Regions from separate parts of the Homo sapiens genome. Here region 2 is linked to region 1. The links are chromatin loops, found by intact Hi-C in ENCODE. Cell type or tissue: transverse colon. All regions are shown on one strand. Each heading gives the region's core, and the rest is flanking DNA. Links, peaks and the distances in the headings are about the cores only. Region 1 overlaps FBP2 (fructose-bisphosphatase 2). Region 2 overlaps FBP1 (fructose-bisphosphatase 1).

The links. A loop is a pair of places that touch in the nucleus more often than their neighbours do. Peaks named below come from ENCODE experiments on the same cell type or tissue, not always from the same donor. Only the 100,000 strongest peaks of a DNase experiment are listed, where the experiment ranks them.
Region 2: it touches region 1 in a loop (9-fold over the local background); 1 of 110 quality-filtered maps calls a loop at or near these places.

What each region holds. Positions count from the first base shown.
Region 1 is chr9:94,569,821-94,574,212 of GRCh38, forward strand. FBP2 (fructose-bisphosphatase 2) reads right to left here. Exons shown (of 7, transcript NM_003837.4): 4 at 1,642-1,782. PCAT7 (prostate cancer associated transcript 7) reads left to right here. Exons shown (of 3, transcript NR_121567.3): 3 at 1-1,117. Among named protein-coding and RNA genes, the nearest start is that of PCAT7, 17 kb to the left of the region's middle. In transverse colon, for the core only: no CTCF peak of the experiment used is centred there; no DNase peak of the experiment used is centred there.
Region 2 is chr9:94,620,949-94,625,340 of GRCh38, forward strand. The region is part of intron 1 of FBP1 (fructose-bisphosphatase 1); the gene reads right to left. Among named protein-coding and RNA genes, the nearest start is that of FBP1, 16 kb to the right of the region's middle. In transverse colon, for the core only: a CTCF peak has its summit at 2,497; a DNase peak (open chromatin) is centred at 2,503; H3K27ac peaks cover 267 bases.

The sequences.
Region 1 (4,392 bases), core at 228-4,227:
AATCAAATCACCAGCCCTGCAATCCCACAGACCTCACAGGCTCAGTTTGACCCACCAGGGAATGCTGCCTCCATAAGCTACTGGCCGCCTTCCATGGCATTTCTATCTGTGACAACTGCCACAAGCTACCTCCGCTGGATGTCAAACAGGCACTAAGCTTTGTGCACTGGGTCTTTGCTCAAATGTCCTTTTTAGTAGGGAGATGTGATCCAAAGGGGTTTCAGGCTAATACATAGAGATCCGGAAAGATGCTATGGTTCATCTCTTCCTTCTGTCATGTTGACAAGCTCTGGTGCCCACCTATGTCCAGACTGGGCCCTGCTTTCATGACTGAGGGCAGAAAACAGAGGCTCTGTCTGTGCCTGGGAATCTTTGAATTGGGTCCCTGAGTCAAAGCATCTCCCATCACCTTTAGAACTGCTCAGAATGTTCATGGAGATATTTTGCTTGTACTCAAGAGCAGTTGTGTTGGAAATTTAGTGTGGTAGAGTAATTAAAGCACAGACTGCTGGAGCATGACTCCTGACACCAGTCACTAGCTTGACCTTGCGCAAGTTACTCACTCTCTCTACGCCTCACTTTCCCCATCTGAAAATGGGAATAATTGTAGGACATATCTCATAGGGCCACTGTGACATTTAAATGCATTAATAGATGTAAATTTCATAGGACAGGTACTTTACATTCCTACCACTTACGAAGAATTATCTAACTCTTAGCTGTTATTCTACAACAACTTTAGAAAGGGTGTTTTATTGTCTGAGGGTAATATTTGCAAGCCATAGAATTTCTCAGGGTTTGCCAGCTTCTTTGAACATAAAGGGAAATTGGGGCATTAGCAAACTGACACAGCAATGGGTCTTGGTCTAATGGGCATACAGGTGAAAAGATTCTATTTGAAAAGTTTCTGGGTTTCCATACTGTAAACTCTGTTTTGTAAGTTAACTCCATGTCATTTTGAAATTTTGCAAACCCCTCTCTCCACACATGTGCACTAACACGTGAACTCCACAAGGGCTGTCATGTGTGTTTGATCAATGCTCCATCTCCGCTGTCTGGAGTGGTGCTTTGGGACACAGTAGATGCTCAATAAACAGCTGTAAATCAAAAACTTAAATACTTAACCTTTTGGTCTAAGTGAACAAGAGGTTTTGACGTGTTCTTTGGTGGATATTATCTGAGTTTTCACAAGACCTCAGTATACTTGGCAAAGCATTTCACAATTGATGGGCAAGCCATCCAGCATTTAAAAGTGAAATTCATGGAGCATTCTACTGGATGGTGCTGCTCTAACGAACCCATGCTTCTGCTGGAAATTTGCAGCATTGTGATTCTTAAATCATGGCATTCTCATAAGCCAAAGAGATTGAGTGCATTTTTGGAAAATGAGCTCCTTAAGGAGAGGGCCTGAGTTGATGCAACTGGCTCTGCAGGACACTCCTCCCCCCGAGTGCCCTCACTGGGACAGAGGCCCTTCATGGTTTCTGATGATGGTTTTGGCTCCCCAAACTAGGCTCTCAGGACCCCTGGTCCCCAAAACAAGTATTAGGAATAACCAGGACATTATCGCAGAGAACTGGCATTAAGGCACAGAGGCCCATGGAGTCCCCAGGCACAGATGATGCCATATTCTGTACCTACCGGGTCAAGCATGAAGAGGTCCACGCCTTGCCCTGTGGAGAGAGCCACCAGGGTTGCACTACCGTACAGCGCATAACCTGCGGCCACAATATTGCGGCCACACTGCAGGGCATCCTTTTCAGAAGGCTCATCCTCTGAGGTCTGTGGAAGAGAGGGATAAATGCCATGTGTTATTGTTGTCTCTGGAGAGAACACTTTGCCAGGGGCCTGGGCTTCAGATCTCCTCGAATCACTGAAGGAAGCGCGGTTCTTTGAATTTTAAGCTGCTGCAAATCCATCCAGAGGAAACGAGTGGCCATGTTGCCAACAGTTCTAGCTGAGCCATGGCAAAGGCCATTCTTGGACTTCTTCCTTCCTGTTTTCCAAACGCATGTGTCTGTAGCCTGACAAGAAAAGCACTCCCAGATGCTAAAACCGTAGCCCCTCTTCATCATAAGCCATGTTCCCAAGCCACGATACTCACAACTCAGATCACTGAGCTGAGCGTGCAGTGTCTCACTCTGCACACTCAACAGCCCTTTGGGGCAGATAGCACCATCACCTCCATGGCTCAGAGGGAGAACTCTGAGAGCAAAACCACCTAAGATTAACAACCTACTGCAGCTGGAGCGGCTGCACAACTCGCCCAGCAGCAGGAAGCCCTGATTCTGCCTTTCTCTCTGACTCTGTGGATGCTCCTTCTCACTTGCCTCTCTTCCCGGCAGCACCTCTTCCTCTGATTCCTTAAATGTTGGTGCTCCTTCTGGTCCTTCTGTGGCCCTTGGTACATCCAACCGGTGCAAAATGATTCTTCCTCACCCCCTTATCCAAAATGGGGACTCTTAGCTGCTACATTTGTATTGAGTTACCCCGTCTCCCACGACACACACACACGCACACTTATTTGATGGGGTCAAGGATAGATTCATAGATTAGTGATTCAAACTGGCCCAATGTGAGTCTCTCCTCCAGAAACCTAGAACTGGAGTACAGCATTGTTGTGATGTACGTAGAAGCTTTGTAAACCCGAATGTTCTTGCCTCCATGTTCTGACCTCATGGTCTGGTCTTCCAGCGCTTGACGCCATGAGCACTCAGAGCTGCTTCTCTGAAGCTCCCAACACATTTTCATTCACGGGCTTAGTGTCTGACTTCCCAGCTAGACTGTGAGCAACTTGGTGGCAAGTACCAACTCCGTCTTGTTCCTGTCTGTTTACCCATCACCTAGCACAATCCAGTCCACAGATATTGCATTTAATTCACACACACACACAACACACACATGAGTTTACACACACACATATATACATGCATACATGCAGTGATTTTCAGCATAAGAATCCTATACACATTTTTTGGATTTATACTGTTCCATTTTTTGTGTGATTGTAAATAGCACATATTTTAAAATGTAATTATAATTACGAATTAGTTTATTGCTAATATATAGAAATCTAGTTGATTTTGTATCTTGATCTTGTATCCTGTGACCTTGCTAAACTCACTAGTTCTAGAAGTGTTTTGGTTTTCTGTTTGTAGGTTCCTTGGGATTTTCTACATAGACCATCATGTCGTCTGCAAGAACAGTGTTATTACCTGCTTTCCAATCTGTATGTGTTTCATCATCTTCCTTGCCTTATTGTGCTGGCTACAACTTTCAGGATTACATATGTTGGGTAACAGTGGCGAGTGAGGACATCCTTGCTTTGTTACTGATCTTAGAGTATAAGCATTCAGTCTTTCACCATTAAATGTAATGCTAGCTGTAGATGTACTTGATAGAGTTAAGGGACGCTCCTCCTCTATTTCTTGTTTTCTAAGACTTTCTGTTTTTTCAGAGACAGGGTCTTGCTCTGTTGCCCAGGGTGGAGTGCAGTGGCTTGGTCATGGCTCACTGCAGCCTCCAACTCCTGGGCTTAAGTCATCCTCCCATCTCAACTTCTTGAGTAGCTGGGACTACGGGTATGCACTACCACCCCCCTCTCCAGCTAATGTCTTTTTTGAGATGGGGGTCTTGCTATGTTGCCCAGGCTGGTCTCAAACTCCTGGCCTCAAGCAATCCTCCTACCTCAGCAAGTTTCTTTTTTAAATAATGAATGAGTGTTGAATTTGTTCAAATGTTTTTTCTCCATCAATAGATACGATTATGTGATTTTTCTTCTTTAGCCTGTTGATATGGTGGATTACACTGACTGATTATGAATACTGGATCAGTCTTCCATCACCAGAATAAACCCCACTCAGCCATGGTGTATAATTTATTTTATGTATTGTTGAATTCTATTTGCCAATATTTTGTTAAGAGTTTTTGCATTTATTGATAAGGAATATTGGTCTGTGGTATTTTTTTGAACAATCTTTGTCTGGTTTTTGTATCAGGATAACACTGGTTTCATAAAATGAATTGGGAAGTGTTCCTTCCTATTATCTTTTCTGGAAGAGACTGAATAATCTGTGAATATTTGTTATGTTTTTCCAGTAAACCATCTGAGCCTGGAGATTTCTTTTCTTGGGCATGAGTTTCTTAATAGTATTGAGCCCTGTAGATAGCCATTCAAAGTATCTATTTTATATTGGGTGAGTTAGAGTATTGTAGTTTTTGAGACATTGGTTCGTTTCATCTAAGTTGTCAAATGTATGCATGTGGAGTTGTTTCTAATATTCTCTTTTTATCCTTTTGAAAAACAAGGCAACCTGAGATTAACAATCTACTGCATAAATACACAATTCTCTGATCATTTTCCCAAGATAAATTCCCAATAATTAAATAATT
Region 2 (4,392 bases), core at 88-4,087, 51 kb after region 1:
CACGCCTGTAATCCCAGCACTTTGGGAGGCTGAGGCGGGTGGATCATGAGGTCAGGGGATCGAGACCATCCTGGCTAACATGGTGAAACCCCGTCTCTATTAAAAAATACAAAAAAGTAGCCGGGTGTGGTGGTGGGTGCCTGTAGTCCCAGCTACTTGGGAGGCTGAGGCAGGAGAATGGCGTGAACCCAGGAGGCGGAGCTTGCAGTGAGCCGAGATCGTGCCACTGCATGCCAGCCTGGGCGACAGAGCGAGACTCCGTCTCAAAAAAAAAAAAAAAAAAAAAAAATACAAAAAATTAGCCGGGTGTGGTGGCGGGCGCCTGTAGTCCCAGCTATTCAGGATGCTGAGGCAGGAGAATGGCGTGAACCCGGGAGGTGGAGCTTGCAGTGAGCCGAGATCGCACCACTGCACTCCAGCCTGGGCGACAGAGCAAGATTCCGTCTAAAAATATATATATTTTTAGAAGAAAGGAAGGAGGACATCAGCTTGGGAGAACAAGGCAGGAAGGTCTGGACAGACCCTAGAGAGGAGGAGATACTATCATCTGCCTCTTCACCTCGAACCTGTCATGGTGCCCTGCACACTTTTGTGGTTAAATCAGTGTTTCTTAACTTTGTTTTCATTATGATTCCCCTAGGGAGCTTTTTAGAACATTTTTTCCTCAACCATACTCCCCCATGAAATATTTTTAATACTACAGATATAGTAGATATCTGTTTATTGCAGTATGTGTCTCAGTGCTTTTTACATAAAAAGTTTGCGGGTGTTTTTGGTTTTGCCCAGAAAGAACCAGTGTTGGCCCCCAAACACACGGGTTAAACGAATCAATAGAGAGACCCAGCAAGCAAGGAAGCCTGGGTCGGGGGTAGCCTGAGTTGCGAGCCAAGCCAAGGGGTTTATGGCTTTATAACTAAAAAGACCCTAAAAGAAACAAAGCATCAACCGGCCCCTCTGCCTCATTTCATAGAGGAGAAAACTCAGACCCAAGACTCCTGTGGACTTCTCCACACAGGCAGAGGGTAGAAGTGAGACGCTGCCTATGACTCCCAGGCAGAGGGTGGAGGCGAGACCCTGCCTATGACTCCCAGGCCAGGGCTCTCTTGGTGACACCCTGGGCCCCTGGCAGGAGTCCTAGGGCATGGAAGTTGCAGGGATCCTGGAGTTTTCACTATTTTTAAGCAACCTGCAAGTCAGTAATTATAGAATTCCCAGAATCCAGTGGCTTGTCTAAACGCAGCCTAGCTTCTTAGACTTACAGAAGCGGCAGGTTGTCATAGCCTGGGGTTGCCCTGAACACAGAAAGGAGGGAGACGTCTCACAGGAAGGATGCACAGAGCAAGGCGAGAGCCTTGATGTGGGAAGGGGAAAAGATGGGTCTTTGAAGACACCAGCAAGCCTCTGAAAGTGGGTGGTAAGGGCACACCCGCGCCCTTGGCCATGATGGCGATGTGCGCTCGCCTGGGAACTGACGGTCCCTGATCCAGTGGCCGTGACTGCTTCAGCTCCTGCAAGTGCATTTGCCCAAAACATAACTCGCTGTGACTGGCTGGGCAAAACTGAGCCCCTCCTAGAAACCATCCAAACCCACATGCCTGGTCCGGCCTGACTATCTCAGGAGCTAGCTCCGGCTGTCTTCTCGGGCCCGCCTGTCAGCGTCTTTCAGCCACTCTTGGCATCATTCCCTTTCCAGCCTGCAAAGCACATCTCATCCCACCAGCCCTCCTCCTGCTGCTTCTCTTTTCACCCATCACTCCTATTTCATGAGTAAAAGACCAAGATGTCTATCGAGCTTTGAGCTCCACCCCATGTCCCTGGGCTTTCGATCCTATTTCCACATGATCTTTTTCTGACCCCAATTGTGAGGCTGGGGCTTGTGCAGGAAGAAGGCAGCCAAAATCTGGGAGGCCAGAGGGACTTGGCAGGGCCCACCAGCTCAAATGCAGCTCCCTCAGTGACCCCACTAGCAGCAGTGCTCTCTCCTTTCCAGCCTGAGAGTTGCACTGTCAAAGTCACTTTATGATTATTTTTATTTTTATTTTTATTTTTATTTTTGGAGACAGTGTCACTCTGTTGTCCAGGCTGGTGTGCAGTTGCGTGATCTCGGCTCACTGCAACCTCCGCCTCCCAGGTTCAAGCGATTCTCGTGCCTCACCCTCCTGAGTAGCTGGGACTATAGCCGTATGCCACCACATCCAGCTAATTTTTGTATTTTTAGTACAGACAGGGTTTCACCATGTTGGCCAGGCTGGTCTCGAACTCCTGACCTCAAGTGATCCACCCACCTCAGCCTCCCAAAGTGCTGGGATTACAGGCATGAGCCACCGTGCCCAGCCCACTGTCAAACTCACTTCTGATTCCGGAGGGCAAATAGCACCGATGGACCAGAAGAAGGGCTTCAAGGCAGAGACCAGGTCCAGGCCTCAGCTCCCAGGCTCCCCTGCTCTTTCTGAGCCTCCCTCCCTTTCACATGTGTCCAAAGAGGGAAGTGAAGTCTGCCCCCACGCGGCTGTCAGAGGATTGCATGAGATGACATACACAAAAGGCCTAGCACTAATAGGTGCAGCCTGACAGGGACAGCTCGGGGGGCCGGGAGGGCTGGGCAGAGGGGCCGAAGGCACTGGACACGGATGAGGCACTGAGGCAGGTGCAGAAGGAAAGTCCTATATTACCTTTTGGCCCAAGTCCCATCTGCTCAGGCACTTCCCTCAGGAACACTCAGGCCATGTGGTCTCTTTTACTCAAAATCTTCCTAGACAGCTATCTGAGTGCTCATTTATTCTACAAATATTCACCAGGGACCTGCTGTGCACGGGGAACCGTTCTAGATGCTGGGGTTACAGTGCCGAACACGGTAGATCAGATCCCGCCCTTGTGGAGCGTATATTCTACTGGGGTGAGCACAAACAAGAAATAAATAAGTGTTTTGGAATGAAAAAGATATGTCAGATAGTGACAGATGCTCGCTGACATAAAACAAAAACAAGGTGACAGGAGAGGGAGATGAGAGGCTAGATGGTTAATTTAGATGGTCAGGAAGATCTCTAGGGGGGCATTCAAGCTGAATGGTACTTTGAATGTTTTTCGTAAGAATGGGAGGAAATAGGCCGGGCACGGTGGCTCATGCCTGTAATCCCAGCACTTTGGGAGGCCGAGGTGGGTGGATCCACCTGAGGTCAGGAGATCGAGACCAGCCTGATCAACATGGTGAAGCCCTCTCTCTACTAAAAACACAAAAAATTAGCCGGGCATGGTGGCGGGCACCTGTAGTCCCAGCTACTCAGGAGGCTGAGGCAGAAGAATGGCGTGAACCCGGGAGGCGGAGCTTGCAGTGAGCCGAGATTGCGTCACTGCACTCCAGCCTGGGCGACAAAGCGAGACTCCATCTCAAAAAAAAAAAAAAAAAAGAACAGGAGGAAATGGGCCAGGCACGGTGGCTCACGCCTGTAATCCCAGCACTTTGGGAGGCCAAGGCGGGTGGATCCCCTGAGGTCAGAAAATTGAGACCAGCCTGACCAATATGGTGAAGTCCTATCTCTACTAAATACATAAAAATTAGCTGGGCGTGGTGGCACATGTCTGTAATCCCAGCTACTTGGGAAGCTGAGGCAGGAGAATCCCTTGAACCCAGGAGGCGGAGGTTGCAGTGAGCCGAGATCGCACCATTGCACTCCAGCCTGGGCAACAAGAGCGAAACGCTGTCTCAAAAAAATAAAAAAAAGAAAGAATGGGAGGAAATGAAAAAGCCCTAAAGAAGCCCAAATAAGTCAGCTAGTAATGACTCCAGAGAAGAGCTGTTTGTTAGCAATTTAGCCAAAGGAAACAGTAAGTACATTTTTCACATATTTCCAAATGGAAGGGAGTGGGTACTATGTGCACATTTATACAAGTAATTTTGTAAAGCCTGAGGTCTTTTTCCTGTGATGCCTGGATCCAGGAAGCATCTAAATTCAGAGAGAGGAGACCGGAGGGAGAAAGTCCTTGTAAGGATGGCTCTGATTTGCAGTACTCCTGGGCCAGCCCCACCACCCAGAGACAGACAAGTTATCCTGTAACTGTGTCCCAAACACAGGGGCACCGTGACTTGTTTTGTGGGATTAAATGAAAGTAGGCTATTTCCTCATGCAGTGGACTGCATTTTCCGAGCTTGCAGACTCAGCAGTTGGCCAGATTAAAGTGAGAAGCAACTTCTGTTGCCCCAGATCATGCCCAGACCTACGAGAGGTTACAGTCAGTGTCAGGGTGGGTGACTTAGCAAATCATGACCACCAGCCAGCCCTCCCCACTGCCATTCCAAGAGTCTCAGATGGCTCCTACCCTTGGCACACAGAGGAACCAACACAGAGAAGCTGAGGGCCACAGAAGGGGTGGTACACCGTTCACGATGGTAGG